Linked DNA regions of Homo sapiens: region 2 is linked to region 1. The links are chromatin loops, found by intact Hi-C in ENCODE. Cell type or tissue: B cell. All regions are shown on one strand. Each heading gives the region's core, and the rest is flanking DNA. Links, peaks and the distances in the headings are about the cores only. Region 1 holds the start of CPLANE1 (ciliogenesis and planar polarity effector complex subunit 1). Region 2 overlaps CPLANE1 (ciliogenesis and planar polarity effector complex subunit 1).

Region 1 (11,673 bases), core at 1,788-9,787:
TCAGAAAGATGCTTATCTTTATACCAGAAAAGACACACACAAAAAAACCTTTTATAGTCCCAGAAGGTACACAAGATCTTTTATTAAGATTGCCTTATCCACACCAGATCCCAAATAAAGTAAAAAAGCTTCTACCTGAAGGAGGGAGGCTCAACCTGAGAGAAGACTCACCAAGCCAGAAAAGGCAAGCTGTGGAAGTGGAGAGCTCAAAGAGTTCAAGTGAGTACTCTGCAAACTGGTTCCAAGCATAGCTGATTCCTTTCAATAGTGAACTTTTCTTCAGGTCTCACTTCTGACACCACGTATGTCAATCTAAACAGCAAACAGAGAGAGACTTTCCAAAAGAAAATGATGTTTATTTGAAAATACAGCACTGCAATGGAAATACGCATGCCACAGTAAACTATGTGTGTATGGTTTCTGAAGGAAAAAAATGAGAATTACATAATTGTTTTGAAATAATTATACTTCGCTACAAAGATCAACAACAAGGGTGACACCAGTCTGAAGTTGAACGGGCAGTTGCTGGGCAGATGTCCTTTCGGAAGCATTTTTTGTTAATGATTGCAATGGCCTTTGTGTGAGGTTGCAGAGTTTTTCTTGTTACCAGCATGTAAATGTGAGAACCCTCTCTTCATGGTCCTCCTCAGCTCTGTTTGTCAGGGTTTTCTTAACATTAGTGACTCTATTTTGACTAAGACAACTTTCTTCCTTTTTTTTTTTTTGAGATGGACTCTTGCTTTGTCACCCAGGCTGGAGTGCAGTGGCATGATCCCAGCTCACTGCAACCTCCGTTCCCTGGGTTCAGGCAATTCTCCTGACTCACCCTCCTTAGTATCTGGGATTACAGGCGCCTACCACCATGCCAGGCTAATTTTTGTATTTTTAGTACAGATGGGGTTTCACCATGTTGGCCACGCTGGTCCTGAACTCCTGACCTCAAGTGATCTACCCGCCTCGGCCTCCCAAAGTGCTGGGATTACAGGTGTGAGCCACCACGCCCGGTCAGACTATGACAACTTTCACAATGGTATTTTGTTACAGTAACCTGAACACACCAAATAAGAATATAGATTATATATTTATAATTATGTAAATATATACTTATATATTTATAACCAAAGGTTAATTACAAGCACTCTCTTCCCCTATACCATAAGGGCATATAATCCCTCCTACCACTATCACTATCTTTTTTTTTTTGGAGATGGAGTCTTGCTCTGTCACCTAGGCTGGAGTGTAATGGCGCAATCTTGGCTCACTGCATCCTGCGCCTCCCAGGTTCAAGCGATTCTCCTGCCTCAGCCTTCCAAGTAGTTGGAACTACAGGCGCGCACCATTATGTCCGGCTAATTTTTTTTTTCTTTGAGACGGAGTCTTGCTCTGTTTCCCAGGCTGGAGTGTAGTAGCACTATCTCGGCTCACTGCAACCTCCACCTCCTGGGTTCAAGCGATTCTCCTGTCTCAGCCTCCTGAGTAGATGGGATTACAGGTGTGTGCCACCACGCCTGGCTAATTTTTGTATTTTTAGTAGAGATGGGGGTTTCATCATATTGGCCAGGCTGGTCTCAAACTCCTGACCTCAAGTAATCTGCCCACCTCGGCCTCCCAAAGTGCTGGGATTACAGGTGTGAGCCACTGCGCCCAGCCCACTATCACCATTGATCCACTTTGTAGGTTGATTAGAATGAGAGAAAGAAAATCTGCAAGATAGAACATTGATAAGAAAGAGACTTAGGTACCAAAAAAAAAAAAAAAAAAAAGGAAGTACCATTATTTGTCAACATAAAGACTTTCCCTTCTATATACTGGGGTAGAGGCTCATAAAGGATGTTCAATTTTAGAAAAAAAAAACAAAACTATATTTTCTTTGTAAGATGTGTAAATTTGCCATCATCTCACTTACCACAAAGGAAGCCAGCCTGAAGACAAAGGGCAGAGTGAAGAGAATTAAAGAAAAATTGAACAAGGGTCCTGCCCAATCAAACTTGTAGGAAACCTGCCGAACCTCTGCATCAATGAGACGATCAGTTGGAATTACAGGTGTGTGCCACCACACTCAGCTAATTTTTGTATTTTGAGTAGAGATGGGGTTTCACCATGTCATCCAGGCTGGTCTCGAACTCCTGACCTCAAGTGATCCATCCACCTCAGCCTCCCAAAGTGCTGGGATTACAGGTGTGAGCCACCATGCCCGGCCCAGAATGTATATTTTAACAAGATTCCCAGGTGATCCATACGTACATTAAGATTTGAGAAATACCATTGTATTAGGCTGTTCTTACATTGTTATAAAGAAATACCAGAGACTGGGTAATTTACAGGAAAATAAGTTTACGTGTCTCATGGTTCTACAGGATGTATAGGAAGCATAGCACTGATATCTGCTTCTGGCGGGGGCCTCAGGAAGCTTTTACTCACGACGGAAGGCAAAGTGGGAGCGCGTAAGTCACATGGCAAAAGCAGGAACACAGGCAGGGGGGAGGTGCCACTTTTTTTTAAAAGAGAGTCTTGCTTTGTCACACAGGCTGGAGTGCAGTGGCATGATCTCAGCTCATTGCAGCCTCTGCCTCCCAGATTCAAACGATTCTCATGCCTCAGCCTCCCAAGGTGCCACACACTTTTAAACAACCGGATCTCATGAGAACTCACTCACCATCATGAGGACAGCACCAAGGAATTGTGCTAAACCATTCACAAGAAATTCACCCTCATGATCCAATCACCTCCCACCAGGCCCCACATCCAACACTGGGAATTACAATTCAACATGAGATTTAGGTAGGAACAAATATCCAGGCTATATCTACTGTTTTCTTTGGGTTTGTATAGCATGTTCTTTATTCATTGCTAGTAAAATACTCATCTGTCTCCCACTAAACCTGTGATATTCTTGAAAGCAGGAAATCTGTATTATTACTTTTTGTATTCTGACCACTGCTAGTTGTTCACCAAAACCATTTTCTCAGTCTTTCTGGGTACACTGCTAATCTACATTTCCCAGGCTTCCTTGCAGTTAGGTGTGATCATGTGACTAAGTTATTTCCAGTGGAATGTAAGCAGAAATATTATGTACTATTTCTGGGCACAGGTCTTAAAGACTGTGGGCAAAGCTCACTGTTTTTTCCCTTCTCTTTGACTGGAATCTTAGTTTACAGGGTCTCAGTTGCACTAGCTACATTTCATATGCTCAGTAGCACTTTTGGCTAATGGTTACCATATTAAGACACAGCAGACATAGAACATTTTCATCATTACAGAAATTTATATTGGATAGGAGCACCCTAGAGAGAATATCTACAATCTGTCAGATACCCCAGAATCATTACAATAAATCACCTCTGTTACTTAGGCTAATCAGATTTGATTTTACTATATGCTTTCAAAAGGAACTCAGTTATTATATATCTGGCACTATAACTATACCTACTAAACACTAAACCAAATCTGATGGGGCAATTCTCAGGCTTATTTCTATTTGACCTTTATCAGTTTTTTACCTGGTCAACCATTTCCTTGGATCTCTTCTACCCCTGACATTCTCTCATAAGAATTGGTATGCTGGCAGGCCACGGTGGCTCACACCTGTAATCCCGGCACTTTGGGAGACCGAGGTGGGTGAATCACGAGGTCAGGAGTTCAAGACCAGCCTGGCCAACATAGTGAAACCCCGTCTCTACTAAAAATACGAAAATTAGCTGGGCCTGGTGGTGGGCACCTGTAATCCCAGCTACTTGGGAGGCTGAGGCAGGAGAATCGCTTGAACCCGGGAGGCGGAGGTTGCAGTGAGCAGAGATCGTGCAACTGCACTCCACCCTGGGTGACAATGTGAGACTCTGTCTCAAAAAAAAAAAAAAAGAATTGGTATCCTCCATAAAATCTCTTACCAATATATACTAAAGACAGATGACCCTTAAAAAGTGCAGAGAGGGTGAAAGGGAGACTGATGCTTATTTTACACATTCTGTGTTCCCAAGCCTCCCATCGAGCTTCTGAACCACGCATCTAAATTGTTCACTAGATAGCTCCAGAGGCATCGCAAAATGGATGTGCTTCAAAATGAAACTATTCCTCATTCAAAACCTAGCTTAGTTTTGAACCTTCCCATCACCCAGATAGAGAAAATGGACCTGTGCATACTGCGATCATGGTATTTATGACTGCACTGTAACTTAAGTGTGTGTGACTCTCTTTTGAATAGGGACACCATCTTCCCCTCTTTATACCTAGCATAGTGTCTGACACACATAAGTGCTCAATGATTTTTATTTTAGCAAATTGTAGTCATTTCCATACATTATTTTTTACAGTAAACATTGCCGGATACATTTCCATACGTTTTTAAAGAATAGAGGAGGAGGAAGAGGAGGGAAAAAAAGGAAAATAAATAAATAAACGTGTGGAGCAATCAACTCCAGAATCACACCAATATTTCTAGGTCTAATGGCCACACAGCAAAATCAGCCTCAGTTATCCCATTGTCTTCATATCTTAAGACCTAAAAATGGGAACACAGGATTGTGGGAATAGGTTAGGATTTCTCAGTTTCCAAATTTTTCTGTGAGACTTTTATGCTAACTCTAGCACGGCTTATGTAAAATGTTCGTGATTTGGGGGTGGATCTAAACCACCTCAGATCTATAACCTCTGAGATAAGTGGGGCTGAGCTGCCAGAATGCCATCCGCCATTTATCCCACCCAGAGACACAGGGGTAATTGTGGTTCTGATGCAGCCAGTTCGCCTACCCTGTAACGCTTATTTGCTAAAATAAACCAACCTAAGAGCTAGCCATCCAATGCAGAGGGCAGGGCCATTTTCGGTGCAGAACATACCTGGCCTAGCCAAGGGTGACAGGGTCCTGCCTTCAAAAACAGGCCAGTCACATGAAAGAGTGAAGATGGGCGCATGTGGAGGAGGACAACAGGCCACTGCCTGAGGCCTTCACATTTAAGCTACACAAAAATGCTTTTCCAGGTGAGCAGAGCTCTCGGGCTGCCTGCTTGTGACCCCTGCTCCTGTCAGTCACGAGAACAGGGCGAAGGAGGCGAAAACAGTGCGGAGAATAAGTCCGTAGGACAGTGAGTTCGGAAAATGCCTTCTTCAGTGTTCCAAGGTGCCCACGTGAACTGAGGAGGGCAGAGCAAAACCCCTTATTTTCGGGTCTGTGCAGGGTCCCCGCTAGGAAGGGGCAGCCCTTGAGTTTCATGTTGGTCGGTTATTAAGCGGCTCCCCCGTGAGCCCCGCCCAATGCCTGTGCGCTCAAACTAGCAGCGTCCGAGGAACGCGTTAACTGGGAGAAGTGAACTGAGGGGGTCCGGCGGCCGCTGAGGAGGGGAGCGCGCGGGAGGAGGGGCGAGGAGCCCGGAGGCGGGCGCGGCTGGCAGCTTAGAGGGCCCGGGCGGAGGCCTGAGAGCAGGGCTGGAGGGGCGGAGGACCGGGGAGACCCGCCCGCGGCGTTCCCGGCCGGTTCTGAGCAGGCGCCGTGGCAGCGCCCGCGCCCCCTGCCCGCCCTCCGCCGTCGCCAGGACGCAGGCTCGCGTCAGGGCTGGCGGTAGGGCCCGCAGCTGTCGGCCTGGCGTCTTCACCCCGCGCAGTCGGCCTCGCCTAGCCTTCTCGCGCCTGACTGGCCGGACCCTGCCCCTGGCGGAGGTAACTGCCCGCGGATTCCTTACCCCGCGATCCTGGCCTCCTCGTAAGCTCCCCGGACCCGGGCGTCCTCGGTCTCCCCTCATCTACTCTTCTGTCGGGCAGGTCCGCGACCTTCCGCCTCCCGGGCCGTCTCCCGCCGCACCCGGCCCTGGTACATCCCCACTACCCAGTCCGGGCCCGTCCTCGCTCTGGGCCTACCCCAGCCTCCCAGCGTCGCCTGCTGACGGAGCGCGGGAGCCCCAAGGGGCCGGGGTCACCCGGCCGGCGTGGGTGGTGCCAGGCTCGGGCCACACCTCGGCACCGGACCCGAGTCCCCCAGCTTCTCGAGCAGGATCCGGAGGAATAGAACGTCAATTTTCCTCGCTCTTAGCAATTTTAAGATTGACTAATGGATTTAGGGTATGTCAGTGCATAAAGTTCCCAGTATTTTTTCACTCAATAATTTTAGCAGCGCTGATACTATTGACTGGATTTGTTATTTCATTAGGAGCTGCAAATGATGCTTTTCTAATGCCGGCGTTTCTCTGGCATTTGGTTAACCCTTTTGTGAGAATTTATTTTATTTGCAATTTTATTTATTTATTTTTGAGCCGGAGTCTTCGCTGCGTTGCCCACGCTGGAGTGCAGTGGCTCTCACAGGCACAATCACAGCTCACTGCAGCCTCGAACTCTCTTGTCCTCAAGCGATCTTCCCATCTCAGCCTCCGTGCTGACTGATAGCTAGCATCTTGATAGATCTTTGTGTGCTGTCTCTGAGTAGTTTTTCTTTTAAAGCTATTTTATTAAAAAAACAAAAAAACAAGCCCATCTAATTTGGCCGGGCACAGTGGATCACGCCTGTAATCCCAGCACTTTGGGAGGCTGAGTCGGGCGGATCACCCAAGGTCAGGGGTTCGAGACCAGCCTGGCCAACATGGTGAAACCCGGTTTCTACTAAAAATACAAAAAAATTAGTCCGGTGTGGTGGTGCATGCCTGTAATCCCAGCTACTCGGGAGGCTGAGGCAAGAGAATCGCTTGAACCCGGGAGGCGGAGGTTGCAGTGAGCCGAGATCGCGCCACTGCACTGCAGCCTGGGCTACAAGAGCAAAACTTCAACTCAGAAATAAAATATAAATCAAAACTTTATGAAAATTGTCAGTTAAGATCTTCAGTGGTCCATGCGCAGTGGATCGTGCCTGTTATCCCAGCACTTTGGGAGGACGAAGTGGATGGATCACTTGAAGTCAGGAGTTTGAGACCAGCCTGGCCAACATGGTGAAACCCCATCTCTACTTAAAATTAGCCAGGCGTGGTGGCACACGCTTGTAGTCCCAGCTACTCGGGAGGCTAACGCAGGAGAATCACTTGAATCCGGGAGGCGGAGGTTGCAGTGAGCTGAGATCATATCACTGCACTCCAGCTGGGGCAACAGAACGAAACTCTTGTCTCAAAAAAAAAAAAAAAATGCCCAGTGAATATTATGCATCATTTATATTTTATTACTATTATTGTTTACAGAATCTTGGGACTGTTTTACTTAATTGGTCATTGATAGCTTAACAAACATGGAGATAAGATTAGAAATCTTGACATCAACAGGTATTAAGCAGAAAAAACCATGGCCACGTGTCTCCTGGTTGGGAAAGGTAGGTTTTTCTTTATTCATGCAATACCAGTTTTATATATGTTATATGTGTGTTTTGCCTGTAATATAGGAGTGTTCTATGATCTTAAATAAATAAAACATCATCTACTGGAGGAGGATCTACAGGAGGATCACCTACCTGCACACTGAACAGGGTTTTGTGTGTGTTTCGTTTTTATTATAATGAGCAAGTTAGCTTTTCCAGAATGTTAAGTGGTTTATTTAGAAGATTTTTACTTAAACTATTTTTTTCATATTATGTTTAAGTCAAGTTTAAGTTAAGTTGAGATGGCATATATCAAAAGGGAATATTTAATGTCCTGAGCTTTCCTTTACTGGAACAGTTAATGGAGTGTTTCCTCCTATTGTGGTTTTCATGATTGTGCTATGAAGTGTTCTTGGAAACTAGGATGGAAGAAATGGGCCACAATACGTTAGTAATCCAGGAATGCCATTCATAATATATGGCATAGATTCCCCACTTAGGGAAAGTAGGCAACCCTACTTTATTTGTGATGATTATTGAAATAAAGTGTTAAATTTCCTGTGAGAAATTATACCACTAACTCCCCTGTAACAGGAGTTCTCAAACTATCAGAACTATCTGGAGAGGTGGTTAAAACACAGATTGCTGGGCCCTGTTCCCAAAGTTTTCAGTTAATTAGGTCTGCTGTAGGGTTGGATATTTTGTATTTTTTTATTTTTATTTTTTGAGATGGAGTCTCGCTCTGTTGCCCAGGCTGGACGCAATGGCATCCTCTCGGCTCACTGCAACCTCAGCCTCCCAGGTTCAAGCGATTGTCTTGCCTCAGCCTCCTGAATAGCTGGGATTACAGACGCATGCCACCATGCCCAGCTAATTTTTATATTTTTAGTAGAGGCTAGGGGTTTCACCATGTTGGTCAGGCTGGTCTTGAACTCCTCACTTCTGAGGTGTTGCTGATGCTGCTGGCTCAGTTATACCTTGAAAATCACTGCCTTAGAATATATGAAAACAAAGTTAACTCAAAACAGCCTACTTTTTCTAGGTAATAAAAAATGAGCAGAGTCAGGGATTTATGAATTTCAGAAGCTATATCTATTTTAATCTAAGTAAATAATTTAAAAACTTGCTCATACTACTGTTAAAATTGATGAGAGTCAGGTTCAGTGGTATGCACCTGTGGTCCCAGCTACTCAGGAGGCTAAGGCAAGAGGATCGCTTGAGCCCAGGAGTTCTGGGCTGCAGTGTGCTATACCGATTACGTGTCTGCACTAAATTCGGTATCAATATGATGACCTCCCGAGATCAAGGGGCTGGGGTAACCACCAGGTTGCCTAAGAATGGTGAACTGGTCCAGGTCAGAAATGGGCCAGGTCAAAACTCTCATGCTTATTAGTAGTGGGATAGTGCCTGTAAATATCTACTCCACTTAAGGCTGGGCAACAAAGTGAGACCTCAGCTCTTAAAAAAAAAAAAAAAAAAAGATTAAAAAGTAGATAAGCCAGTTTTGGCTAGCAGAATTAGAGGACACTCCTATAATTTTAAACTTCAAAGAAATTGAAATACAACTACTAGGTAGCCTTACCTATTAATTCTAACGAGGTATTTTAAAACAATTCAAAATGTTCAGGCTACTATAGAGTATTAAGCTTAATGTTCATTTTATGATTTGTGGTACAAATGGATAATCTTTCTTAAATGTCGCTTTGATTTCTGGGATAATTTATTTAGGCAGTAAGTTGAATTAATTTCTGGCACCTCTTGAGTCCTTCACATGTTTCTTCTCTTAGGAAAAAGAAGCCGTTTTTCTTTTGGATGATAAATTCATAAATGAAATTAATTTGCTATCAGGAAAGATAAAGAAGAAAATTCCTAGTCTGCAGCCTTTCTTGAAGGATGTTATTGTCCTAACAACATCCAGTAATGGTTAAGTAGTACTGATATTTTCAAATGGCTAAAACTATATTTTTTAATAACTTAGGGTGATGTTAAAGGAAATACTAGATTGTAAGTATTGCATTTCATTTTTGGAAACAGATGCCTGGCTGGCTGGGGTACTAACTACAGGAGAGCTTTTCCTTTGGAACAAAGATCAAGATTGTTTGAAAACTATACCAATAACTGAAAAGCCTAAGGAAATGATCAAAGCTACAGTCGGTGGGAATTTTTTTATTTGTTTAAGTTGGTTTAACTAGGAAAAATAGGAAAAGAGGATGAAACATTTTTCTGTTACTGTCTTGAAAATGTATTTCTGTGTATGTGCATATGTATATCTGAGTGTGTGTATATATATATATATATATATATATATATATATATATATATATATATATATATAGTTTTGGTTATGTTTATCTGTGATACTGAGACTCAACTTGAAGAAGAAAATTCTGGCATGCCTAACATTTCTGTGATAATAATAGGTTTCTAATATCACATAATATATACTTGATAAATGTTGCTATTTTTGTACTTTTTTTTTTCTTTTTTTTGAGACGGAGTCTCGCTCTGTCGCCCAGGCTGGAGTGCAGTGGTGGGATCTCAGCTCACTCGCCTCCGGGGTCCACGCCATTCTCCTGCCTCAGCCTCCCGAGTAGCTGGGACTACAGGCGCCAGCCACCATGCCCGGCTAATTTTTTTGTATTTTTAGTAGAGACGGGGTTTCACCGTGTTAGCCAGGATGGTCTTGATCTCCTGACCTCGTGATCCACCCAGCCTTTTTTTTTCTTTTTTAGAGACAGGATCTTGTTCTGTCACTCAGGCTGAAGTATAGTGGCATGATCATAGCTCACTGCAGCTTTGACCTTTTGGGCTAAAGCGATCCGTCTCCTTAAGCCTCCCAAAGTGCTGGGATTACAGGCATGAGCTGCCGTGCCTGGATTGTATTTTTTGCTAGTGCCTTAGTTTTGACATCCTGAATGGTAACATTATTTGTTTTTTTTTTATTGTAAGAATACATAAATTATGTACTTTATTGGGGGGAATTCAGACTTCAGAGGCTTAATTACTTTTTTTGTTACTTTTTTAGCAAGCTCTTTGAGACTGTACTTGTATGTATCTGGAAATGGGAAAAGAATTGTGCTCATAACACCTTCTGGATGCATATTTCTTTGGGAATATTTGGAATTAAAGAATATCTTATCTTCTAAAAGCCTTTCATTGGCGGGTCGGTGGTCCCAGGTCATACCTGAAGAAGCAGTTCTCTTGCCTTCCACCGAAGATAAAGAAGCTGTAGTGAATGCTGTTTTTATAAAAAATGAGGTAAAATCAGTCTCAGACTCTTATCTGTGAAGCAGATTAGCAGAGTGTGTAATGGTATAACTATATATCTTTAGTCACCATAAATTTTCATAGTAATTGTGAAATTCTTGTATGGAAAAGATATTTTTATATTTCTTGGGTCACATTTTTAAAAAGTGTTTATTAAAATTAGTTTTAACTTAGAACTCCTTTTCTCTATCCTTGATTTAAAAATATAGCTTGTTATGCCGGGCGCGGTGGCTCACGCCTGTATTCCCAGCACTTTGGGAGGCTGAGGCGGGTGGATCACCTGAGGTCGAGAGTTCAAGACCAGCCTGACCAACATGGAGAAACCCCGTCTCTGCTAAAACTACAAAATTATCTGGGCGTGGTGGCACATGCCTGTAATCCCAGCTACTCAGGAGGCTGAGGCAGGAGAATCGATTGAACCTGGGAGGCGGAGGTTGCAGTGAGCCGAGATCGTGCCATTACACTCCAGCCTGGGCAACGAGAGTGAAACTCTGTCTCAAAAAAAAAAAGTATAATATATAATATATATACACGTATATAATATATATCGTATATATTATATATTATATGGTATATTATATATGTATATAACATGTATATATTATATATATTATATGCATATTATATATTATATATAATACATGTATATTATATATTATATTTTTATATGTTATATATTATATATGTATATATATTTTTTATATATTATATATAGAGAGAGAGCTTGTTTGGTAATTTAACAAGCTAGAATTGATGATACTAAATATGCGATTTAACTGGGAAATAACAGATTCATGAACTTAAAAAACCAAAACGTATTTAAAATATCTGCTTGGTATTCTTCGTATGTGTGGACCAGCATTTTATTATCCAAACCACTCTTGTTAGAAATTTCACTTTGAAGTTTTATTGTCCCCTCTCCCCACTCTCAGGGTGGTGTGCTAATTTAAATAGTATAAAAGTATAAAAAGAGAAAAATAAATATGTAAGAATATTTTCAGTTATAGTCACAGTCAATGTCAGTATTTTCTTAAGAGCATAAACTACAACCTGATTACCCATTTGAGACCTGCCTCTGGCTCAGAAAAAAATTACTTAGTCTTAAGCTTAATGTTAAGGATAAAAAGTATAAGCAAGATCTCAA
Region 2 (11,673 bases), core at 1,117-9,116, 63 kb after region 1:
AATTGTATGGGCTAGATTTTATATGACTGGCAGTGCAGTAGGTGTGTTTACACAGTTGTCACCATAAACACCTGAGTAATGTGTGGACTATGATGTCATGATGTCTCTAGGTGACAGAAATTTTTCAGCTCCATTATAATCTTATGGGTGCACCATAGTATATGCAGTCTGTCATTGACCTGAGTGCCATTATGTGGCATCTGACTATGTTATCTATCCCATGTTTAAATTTACTTGATAATTTCAAATATGTCTTTTCTATAGTTTTTTTAAAAAAATCTATCCAATCAAGGTCCACCACACATTGCATTTTGGTTGATATATAAATCTTTCTCTTTTTATAGTGTGATCGTAGCTCACTGCAGCCTTGACCTCCCAGGTTCAAGTGATCCTTCTACCTCAGCCTCCTGAGTAGCTGGGACTACAGGTGTGCACCACCAGGCCTGGTTTTTTTGTTTTTTTTTTTCATTTTTTCATAAAGACAGGGCCTCACTTTTTTGCCCAAGCTGGTCTCGAACTCCTGGGCTCAAGCAGTCCTACCTTGACCTCCCAAAGTGCTGGGATTACAGGCAGGAGCTACCATGCCTGGCCTATAAGTCCATCTTAATCTATAAAAGTTTCCTTGCCCCCATTCTGTTTCATGCCCTTTATTTATTGTGGAAACTCGATCGTTTGTCTAGTAGAACCCGTTCTATTCTGGTTTCAGTTGGTTACATCTTTTTGGTATTCAAACATTTTTGACCATGATTTAAAATAAGTGCAGATTTTATAGCAAGGTAATACATGCACACACCCATATGAAGTTAGAATGAAAATTTAATGAACTACCTTTACTCTTACTGTGTGCAATGCACTCTTCTTTTCTTTTCTTTTTTTTTTTGAGACAAAATCTCAAGTCTGTCACCCAGGCTGGAGTGCAGTGGCGTGATCTCAGCTCACTGCAATCTCCACCTCCCCGGTTCAAGTGATTCTTCTGCCTCAGCCTCCCAAGTAGCTGGGATTACAGGTGCACACCACCACGCCCAGCTAATTCTTGTATTTTTAGTAGAGATGAGGTTTCACCAGGTTGACCAGGCTGGTCTCGAACTCCTGACCTCAGGTGATACACCCACCTCGTCCTCCCAAAGTACTGGGATTACAGGCATGAGCCACTGTGCCCGGCTGCAATGCACGCTTGATATATTCTGTTGTATTCTATTTTAAAAAGATGATTGAGACTCACTGAATTGATTTTATAGCCTAGTAACTAATAAAAGGTTGTAATCCACAGTCTGAAAAACACAGATAAAGGATGTTTTTAGATGAGTCACTGTTTAGTATGTTGCTGCACTGTGTCTTGCTAGTTCTTGGCCTTAGTTCTATCCCAGCTTGCCTGTGAAATATGAAATAATGAAACACATCTGTCAGTAATGATGCCTTTCTCAAAAGATTGGGCCGTGCTCCCCCGGCAGAATCTATGAGAATCTGATGTGTGGGGTGGGCTGTAGTGTGAAAATGCTCACTGGAGACCCTGATAGTCCCCCTGGGGCCATGTACCCACCATCCTCTCTCACTATTGGGATGAATAGAATGTGTAGAAGACCTGCTTTCTGCCCACTTTCCATAATGTCAAACTGTTCTTTTTGACTTTGTAATATTTATTTTAAAAAGCATATTAAATAGCTCCCTAAAGAAAATGAAAATACTGACTACTAATATAAAAGTCAGTTTATTGTAAAAATAAGGCTTATTTAAAAAATTAAGGCATAGGCTGGGTGTGGTAGCTTATGCCTGTAATCCAAGGCAGGTGGATTACCTGAAGTCAGAAGTTTGAGACCAGCCTGGCCAACATGGTGAAACCCTGTCTCTACTAAAAATACAAAATTAGCCAGGTATGGTGGCACACGCTTGTAGTCCCAGGTACTTGGGAGGCTGAGACAGGAGAATCACTTGAACCTGGGAGGTGGAGGCCAAGATCGCACCACTGCACTCCAGCCTGGGCAAGATAGAGCAAGACTCCGTCTCAAAAAAATAATCATAATAAAATAAATAAAAATAAACAATTAAGGCATAAATGAATGAATGCTAAATTTTAGAATATTATCTTTCTTCCTCCAAAGGAAAAGTTCCTATATTTTTCTTTTTCCAGAGATGGTCTTGCTATTGTGCTGCTAGAAAGAAGCGTGTGCAAGTGTCTTTTTCATATAATGATTTCTTTTCCTCTGGGTAGATACCCAGTAGTGGGATTTTTGGATCAAATGGTAGATCTACTTTGAGTTTTTTAAGGAATCTTCACACTGTTTTCCATAGTGGTTGTACTAGTTTACGTTTTCACCAGCAGTGTAAAAGTGTTTCCTTTTCACCACATCCATGCCAACATGGAGGCTGGTCTCAAACTCCTGGGCTCAAACGATCCTCCCACCTCAGGTGTCCAAGTAGCTAGGAGACAAGGTCTTGCTCTGTCTACAGAGCCTACACCACCCCGTTGAAAAGGTCCTATTAACCATAGAACATGAGATGGTTTTCACTTAATTGGTCACATGTTAACTATAATAGAAATTTAAGATTAGCAGAAGAGTGAAAACTTGTTTTGATAGCTGGATTGTGAGCCTGTGCATTGTGTATAGTTAAATCCTGATGCTCCATACAATGGAACACCATATTGGCAACAAGAAGACTTAGTATATTACCATGTGAAAAGATATCTAAGATATAGTAGGTGAAAAAAAAGCTAGTTGCAAAGCAGCATACATAGTATGATTTTATATATCTTTGTGTACTTGTATTGCTTTTAATAAAAAATTATTTACTATTAGAAATAGTTTTTAGTATTAAAAATGTTTAAACATAAATGAATATCTGTTAGTGACTTATAAGTCAATCTCCATGACTTTTATATAAGGACTTTTATATAAATTTACAATGAGCATGTGTTCATTTTATAATGAATGAAATAAAGACCTTTATTTTGAAAAAAATGATCAGCAGAGTTGGAGTTGTTATAATATTAATGTACATACTCATGTGATTTTCTTTCATATTTGTGTTCCTGCTTTAGGTTGCTTCAGAGAACTTTGTGCTCTGTGTTGGATGCTGCATGTCCGTGATAAGTTATCCTATAGTTGCAGGCAATATCAGAAAGCAAGAGAAAATGTAAAAGGAGAAAAGGTATTTACCAGGGCAAAAATAAGAAAAATGAACACACGTTAAGTGGGAAATTATTGTTTAAAAGAAGATTTTATTGTTTGTAGCAAAACTTTCTTTTGAACTCATTCTGGTCTACCATCTAAACTAAAAAGGAAATGAATGTTTTTCAATATCCTTTTAGGACCTTGAAGTGGAGTTTGATTCTTGTATGATTGAGCACTGTCTTAGTGCAGTGGAATGGGCTTATAGAATGCTGCCTTTCTCTCGGTTTTTTAATATGGAAGAACTTATTCAGGATATAATTTTGAGCCTTATTGGAGAACTGCCACCAATCAGAAAGGTAATGTGCTTGTAGGTGAAAGTAAACTACATCAGAATCAGAGACTTTAAAAGATTTTTATTTAATTTTAATTAAGGATGATGTTGCCTTTCTTTGGATTATTTCACTTAGCATAATATCTTGTGGGTTCAAAAAGGTAAATACTGTAGGACCTCACTTGTGTGTGGAATATAAAAATGTTAAACTCACGGAAGCAGAGAGTGGAATGGTGGTTGTCAGAGGCTGGGGATGTGGTGGAAATGGGGAGATCTTGGTCAAAGGGTACAACCTTTCAGTTACAAGATGAATAAGTTCTAGGGATCCAATGTACAATATAGTGACTATAGTTTTTTTTTTTTTTTTTTTTTTTTTTTGAGACGGAGTCTCGCTCTGTCACCCAGGCTAGAGTGCAGTGGCGCGATCTCGGCTCACTGCAAGCTCCGCCTCCCGGGTTCACGCCATTCTCCTGCCTCAGCCTTCCGAGCAGCTGGGACCACAGGCTCCCGCCAACACGCCCGGCTAATTTTTTGTATTTTTTTAGTAGACACGGGGTTTTACCACGTTAGCCAGGATGGTCTTGATCTCCTGACCTCGTGATCTGCCCGCCTCGGCCTCCCAAAGTGCTGGGATTACAGGCGTGAGCCACCGCGCCGGGCTATAGTGACTACAGTTAATCGTAGTGTATTGTTTACCTGAAATTTGATAAGGGAGGATATTACAATGGTAAATGTGTGTATTGATGGATGTGCTAATTAATTCGACTATGGAAATCAGCACAGAATGTATACGTATATTAAATCATCACATTGTACACCTTGAATATACACAGTTTTTGTCAATTACATATTTTAAAATAAAAAAGTAAGTTGATACTAAACTCCTATTAGCAGACAGATGCTCAGAGAGAGGCTTTGACCTGACTTCAAAAGATTAGTAAGAAATGTGCATTTATATTTTGAGTTAAAATAAAATATTTGTGGAATGGAAGAAAAAAAAAGAATGATGTTTCTCATAAAACTTAAACAATTTTTTTTCTGAAGGTAGCAGAAATTTTCGTGAAAGCATTTCCCTATCCTGAGGACGTGAGGGTTCCTTTAAGAGACAAATATCACTCTCTTCACCAGAGACTCAGACACTGTGTTGTGAAAGGTATTATTTGTTGTTTCTCAGATAGCTAACAGATAAATTGCAGAAGATTCCCTTTTTGTTTTGAAAATATTTATTTACTGTTGCTTATGTGTCTATGCATTTTTGCCTCTTCCTTGAGATAGGAGTATGAGAAGGTAGAAACATTTCTCCATTGCAGAAAGACTAATCTCTTGCTTTGGAACCAGATGAAGCTGACTTCGGCTCATGGCTCTGTCAGTCAGTAACTGTGCGATCTTAGGCAAGTTGCTCAGTCTCTCTGAGCCTCATATCTTTATTTGTAAAGTGGGCATAGTATTACCTGCTTTATGATGTGTATTCAGAGAGGATTAAGTAAGATAATATAAAATGAGCATATGGTACTTTGTATATTGCAAGTATTTGTTGAAAACAAGTAATTTCCCTTTATGGTTATTTATGCTTCTAATTTTGTTCTTCAAAATTAGAATACACACATTTCTTACTGTGGTAAAATGCATATAATATAAAATTTACCATTTTAGCCATTTAAAATATGCAATTCATTGACATTAAGTACATTTACAATGTTGCAGAATTTTTAAAGAATTAAAATTACCCTGCTTTTTAAAACTATAATTCAGTATTTAAGTCCAGGTATGTCCAGTGATTTTGTATTATTCTATTAATATATTGTATTTGTGATTTGTATTTTTCTTAATACTTTTTTTTGACATCCTCTAAAATATTCTGTTTATGTATTAAATAATGTTTTAAAATGTTTCTATAGGCAGCCTTGAAAACCTTCCCTTGCTATTGTTTCTTATTACTTTTAGTAAGAAAAATGTCCTTGATTTTTTTGGCTAGAATTATCCTCATTTTATCTTATTCTCTATGTGATAATAGAAAAAACATTCATTATTCTTTTTATTAAATATAATTATCCTTCTGAGTTTTAAAACAGTTAAATCACTTAAAGTTTTTTTTTTCCAGGGCATACTTTTTCTTCATGAGGTCTAGGTTCTGTCTCTTTTACTGTGTTCTTTAATGGACCTTCTTTAGCTTCTGCAGTTCTACTTTAAAATATCTTTCCAGTAAATACTGAAGAAAACACGACCAGTAAGAATGTGGAAATAAGCCTTAGTCATCAGTTAGGTTTCTTGTCCCCAGGAGGGACCAGAGTTGGGTCTCCTATGTCTTGAATTGAAATATTTTAATGAACACTAAGACTTTTTATTCTTTTCTTTCCAGGACCCCAGACTGAGGAAATGATGTCTGTTGTCATGCATTCTATCCAGAAAGTGAGGGTGAAAGCTCTAAAACGTGTGCAGAGAAATATAGGCTCTTTTGAAGTGAATATATGGGAACCAATTGAAGAAGAGAAACCAGATGAGGCTCCAGGTGTTGACAGATATTCCCTGGGGACTAGTTTGAGCAGAAGTACACTCACAGAACTAGGAGATTCTGTGGTTCACAGTGATGCAGATACGTTCTCTGAAGCTTTGTCGGTTGAAGAAAAAAGTAGGATAAATATCTATCAAAGGTACAATTGAGATCTTTTAATCACTGGCATTCACTTCCTTTGAAAAGTAGCTTTCAGGCATCTGATGAGCTGATTTCTGGTCCCAGCAACCCTCACTGATTGTGCTATTAATAATATGAATGATAAGTGCCACCCCCTCCACTCATAAGAATATTAGGAGTATAAAATGAGACTATACATTCGAAAATTTACTTTAAGTATTATTGATATATGAAATAATTTTGCCATCTGAAATTATAAAATCAAAGGAGTAGATGAAATTCTACACTTCACTGGAGGACTTTCAGTTTTTTTTAGTAATCTTTAGACTTAAATAGTTTGAGGTTACTGAGTTAGCCATATTATTTTTAAGGAAATTTTTCCTTAAATTTCCTTAATATTTTTAAGGGAAATATTTCAGGGAAGGAAATTGCCTCAATCAGAAGGGATGGGATGCTTTCAGCCCAGGTGGCCAACACCTGTTCTCTTACTGAGGGAACTAAGGATCTGTGTTCTGCCCTAGGAATCATGTTGAGAAGAAACATTTAAAAGGAATTGTTGTTGGGCAGTTAAGGTGTCCGCCCAACAGGTTTCATAACAGCTAAAAGTGTTTAGAAAAAGTTCCCAGTTTTTGTGTGGTAAAACAAAAAAGGTCAGTCTTGCTTATTACACATGGTATTAGGGGAGCTGAGCGGGCAGATGCAAGAGAGAAACAAGAAATCCTAAATTTTGTTGTATATCAGTGGCTTGGAGTTTTTGTTGACTTTGTATTCCTAAAATCTGACCCATTAGAGGACTATTTCTTTTACCCACAGAAAAATTATTCATGTTCTTTTATAGTGAAATTTCTGTGGACACATTTTAATCTCTTCTAATACAAATTTTCCCTTTTGATAGTAATTTTTTTTTGATCTCATAGTAGAAATGTTCCACTCTTGAAAACACTTAGAAATCATTTAGTCCCACTCCCTCATTTGAAATGTAGGTAATTGAGGCACACAAAATATACATGACTTAATCATTGGAGAGAATTTTCCATGTCAATTCTAAGATCAGTTTTAGTGATTAAATGATCTCTAATTTTGTCTTATTTTATTTTTTTGCTATAGAAATGCCCCAAATCACATGGAATTAACATCAATTCATAAGCCAACTGATAAAAGGAAAATGTGTAATCAGAAAGAAAATCCTACAAAGAAAGAAGATCATGAAAAGTTATCACAAAATACACTTCCTGTAATAGGTGTTTGGGAATTTGAACGTGATGATGATGAATATATTAAATTCCTTGATCTGTTTTTGAGTTACATTCTTGAAAGAGACCTACCTTATTCCAGGGATGCTGACATTCCATTTCTAACTAGTTTTTCTGGAAAGCTTAGAGAACATGAACTTAATTCTTTACTTTTTGATGTACATACAACATTAAAACGACATCAGAGCAAAACTAAAAGCCAGAATGTGTTTAGAGCTGGTTCTTGCTTTGTTGTTGCTCCTGAGTCCTATGAATCAGAAAAATCATCCTCTTTAAATGATGAATATGGCATGCATTTAGAAAACCAGAAACTTTCATCATCAGTACTGGTTAATCAAGGGATCAAACCTTTTTTACAATATCCTTCGAATGAAGTCAATAAGAATGAAGGAATGAGTGGATTATTTGGTTTAAAACAAAGGTCAATTTACAAAATACAAGATGACACTAGAGAGAAATGTCTAATCCAGAGATCATCAAACCACATTTTTTGGACTCCCAAGTCCATTAAAACTAGAAGATGTATTTTCAAAGCTATTCAGTGCAATGATATTAACCCTCAAGAAGATCTTCCTTTAGCACTAAACACTTTTGGCAGTATAGGAAGACTGCTGGAATGGATGATAAGGTGGTCTAATAGAAGGCTACTCTGTGATTCTGGTATAACTGAGTCATCCTCTGAGTACAGTCCAGTAATTCGTGTAAAGACCTCTACAGCTGCCATTCTTACATCATTATGGCTTTTGGAACAACCCTATTTTGCTACATATAAGGCAAAAAATGCCATTATTAAGGTAAGCATATCAATTGTTTATTACTTACAAATGAGAATTCTCATTTTAGATTAAAACTATGTTTACATTTCCCATCTTTTAAAGAATCATTAAATAATAGAAAATTAATGACAATGTTGATTATAATCAGTATCTCCTATTTTTTTCTTCCAGTGGTTCCTTTAATTCTTAACAATAAAGTGCTTTCAGAGAGGCTGTGAGGTTTTGAAGTTTTATGTGTATTTATAAAAAAGAAAAAAAGGAAGGAGATAATTTTAAGTGATATTACAAGTGGTATTACACGTATATTATTTCTCCTTTCAGTTTCAGGTTTTGGTTCAGATGAAGGAGGACTAGGTGGCTCTGTAGTTTTAATTACTGATGTCTCATCAAGTCCGTTAGGGGATAGTTTTTCTTATACTCTCAGGCCAGAAGAGGTTGGAGAACCAAACACAGAAAGGCAGATGGGGGAGTCAGTAGAGGAGTTAGTGTTTAATTAACTATTCTTTCTTCCCTAGTCAATGGCAAGTGCTTTTATTCTGAAGTAGTTTATTCTAGGCTGAAGGATGTGAGTGTGTGTGTGTATGTGTGTGTGTGTATGTGAATATGTGAATTTGTTTTATTTTTTACTTATTCATTTTTTGAGACAGAGTCTTGCTTTTTGTTTTGTTTTGTTTTTTGTTTTTTTTGAGATGGAGTCTCACTCTGTCACCCAGGCTGGAGTGCAGTGGCGTGATCTCAACTCACTGCAACCTCCGCCTCCTGGATTCAAGCGATTCTCCTGCCTCAGCCTTGTGAGTAGCTGGGACTACAGGCACGCGCCACCACGCCTGACTAATTTTTGTAGTTTTTAGTAGAGATGGGGTTTCATCATATTGGCTAGGGTGGTCTCAAACTCCTGACCTTGTGATCCGCCCGCCTCGGCCTCCCAAAGTGCTGGGATTACAGGTGTGAGCCACTGCGCCTGGTCCAGAGTCTTGCTTTATCACCCAGGCTGGAGTGCAGTCTTAGGATCACAGCTGTCTGTAGCCTTGACCTCCTGGGCTCAAGTGATCCTTCCACTTGAATCTTCCAAGCAGCTGGGACCACAGGCTCATGCCACTATGCCTGACTAATTTTTAAATTTTTTATAAAGACAGGGTTTCCCTTTGTTACCCAAGCTGGTCTCAAACTCCTGAGCTCAAGTGACCTTCCCACCTTGGCCTCTCAAAATGTTGGGATTACAGGTGGGAGCCACCACACTAGTCCTTTTTTTCCCTTGAGATTGGTTTCTGTTATCATAAGGTATACAGTTTATATGATACTGTGATATTAGTCATCCTTGAAATGTGTATTTCTAGGTAATGTATATGGAAATTTTAAGTGAGACAAAAAGGATGTACCTTGTGTTTTTAGCTGCATGTATTTTTGTCTACTATGTCATTTTGAAATAACTACTGAATGTCTTTATGATATAGCAAAGGGAATGAAATGAGGATATTATAATTTTTTTGCCATTGTTTTGTGGCCTGAAAACAATGACAATATGCCTTACAAATTTGTAAGGCTGATTTCTTTTGAATACTATTTAGGTAGTCAGATTTGCTTTTTCCAGTTAGAATAAAGACTTGATCATTGCTTCAGCAACAAATATTGAGTTGTAGAAATGCAGTAAATATTTGATAAATGAATAAGAGGATTATTCAGAATTCCTGTAGAAAGAATGAATAATTTTAAAATATGGTGAAAAATAAAGGGTTCAATAAATACTAAATACTTTAAATGGTTTGCTTTAGATGGTAGAGAATCGTGACACTGGGTGTCAGATTGGACCCAATATTGAGAGGGAGAGCAAATCAGATGCTGGCGGTTCAGTTGCAGTAGCAACTCCAGGTGGAACTGAGGAAAGAAATGGTCAGAATAAATCTTGTCAAAATATCTTGAAGTAAGTTGCCGATTATACTCTTCTTTTCAATATAAGACATGTAGTTTGATGGCATTTGGGCTTAAAGGGAAGATCAAACCCTTGAAAGTTAAAGGAATGAGCATTTTTTGAAGTAGAGGAGCAGGCAGTGAGCTTTCTGAGGTGCTTTAACAATTCATTGCAAATTGTATTTCTTCCCTCTTGGTCTAGCTTATATCTTCTGAGAGAGCAATTAATTCATCCTGAGGGATTCCTTTATCAATTTATTTCCCATATCAGAAGTTGAACTAATCCTTTCATCCATTTTTATATATGAAGCAATGCTAGGAGTAACATAGCTTTGAATACCAAGGCAAAACCCATTATAGCATGAAGAGTCCTTTGTGAGAATGATAATTTTAGTTGAAATTATTCCAATCATTCGAGTAAATAAAAACTATGATGTTTAGTTATTTACTGAACAATCTTTACCTGAGCTTCTGTGTATCAGAATTTTTTAAAGAAAGATTTTATAAATATGAAACCAAAGTTTGTTCTTTGCTTTTAAAAAACTGAATTAAGCCGAGATTGCGCCATTGCACTCCAGCCTGGGCGAGACTCCATCTTAAAAAAAAAAACAAAAAAAAAACCCAAAACTGAATTAGCTCTTTATCTCCAAGAATAGTTGTAATTTTAGTTGCTGCATTTTTTTCAGTAGAATGCCAACTGAAGCAAAAAATCCTGATATAAAAGAAATCAATGATGATATTATTTCCATCACTCATAATACTAAAAAAGAATTTATAGATATTGATGAGAATCTTTTAGAAGTAGAAGCATTTACAGAAGAGGAAATGGATATGCACATATCAGACTATGAAGGTCAGTTCATTTAGATAATCTATTTTTTTGGCTTTATTAATTTGAAATTGGTAAATAATATTATCTGAGGTAACTTATTTAGTCTTATACCTAAGTTAGTATGTTTACAGTAGCCTAAAATAAAAAATTAAGAGAATTAAATATTTATGAAATATTGAGCATATTAACTCTAATTTTGGTTTTAATAAAACCAAGAAGATCTAAGGTATTTTTATGTTGGTGCTCTTTTACCATTATTGGGCGTCTTGTGCTGCTTATATAATAATTATGGTCTGTTAATTTCTGTGAAGCAACTCTATAAACCTCTCCCCAGCAGTCTTCCTTAAGACAGAAACTCTCAGAGCACTACGTGGAGTTAAACATACTGAATAATAAGGCCTCTCAAGGCTCATCTGGGATTTACCTGATGAAGATGGAATAGACTCCAGGTGTTTTCAAAGACTGTCTTTATAAAAAGGATAGAAAATATTTCTGTCATTATATTGTTTCTGGTAATATTCCCTGAGCCCCCTAAAAAGTCAATAGCTTATTTTTTAAATGATCAGTTTTCTCTTCATCTTCACTTATCGCTAGAAGACATTGAAGAATCTGTTGGAGGTTTCAGAAGTCCCAGTCTTGCCATTTGCATGATGACTTTACCACAGCAGTTAGAAGAAGTAAGTCAATAAATAGTGGATATAATTATTCTTCTTTCATTTTGTATAGTGTTTAAATTATACATGTTTTTATTCATTGTTATTAAATATATCAAAGCAGGGCTAGCTCTTAAAAATGCACCATGGGTTGTAGAATATAGCCATGCTGTGTGGC

What was found. Hi-C counts contacts between places; a loop is a spot of excess contacts. Peaks named below come from ENCODE experiments on the same cell type or tissue, not always from the same donor. Only the 100,000 strongest peaks of a DNase experiment are listed, where the experiment ranks them.
Region 2: it touches region 1 in a loop (2.1-fold over the local background); 3 of 110 quality-filtered maps call a loop at or near these places.

Annotation. Positions count from the first base shown.
Region 1 is chr5:37,243,222-37,254,894 of GRCh38, reverse strand. It overlaps CPLANE1 (ciliogenesis and planar polarity effector complex subunit 1), which reads left to right and starts at 5,519. Exons shown (of 53, transcript NM_001384732.1): 1 at 5,519-5,650; 2 at 7,150-7,277; 3 at 9,050-9,185; 4 at 9,297-9,416; 5 at 10,288-10,520. The coding sequence starts at 7,197. CPLANE1-AS1 (CPLANE1 antisense RNA 1) reads right to left here and starts at 5,849. Exons shown (of 2, transcript NR_134263.1): 1 at 5,674-5,849; 2 at 4,249-4,498. It also overlaps the pseudogene RN7SL37P. RefSeq lists silencers at 202-402, 5,199-5,678, 5,879-6,018. In B cell, for the core only: no CTCF peak of the experiment used is centred there; a DNase peak (open chromatin) is centred at 5,614; H3K4me3 peaks cover 1,799 bases; H3K27ac peaks cover 1,454 bases.
Region 2 is chr5:37,179,207-37,190,879 of GRCh38, reverse strand. CPLANE1 (ciliogenesis and planar polarity effector complex subunit 1) reads left to right here. Exons shown (of 53, transcript NM_001384732.1): 22 at 3,038-3,147; 23 at 3,308-3,466; 24 at 4,486-4,594; 25 at 5,801-6,092; 26 at 7,181-8,120; 27 at 9,875-10,023; 28 at 10,697-10,863; 29 at 11,437-11,519. Among named protein-coding and RNA genes, the nearest start is that of CPLANE1-AS1, 64 kb to the left of the region's middle. RefSeq lists a silencer at 5,887-6,087. In B cell, for the core only: no CTCF peak of the experiment used is centred there; a DNase peak (open chromatin) is centred at 5,969; H3K27ac peaks cover 560 bases.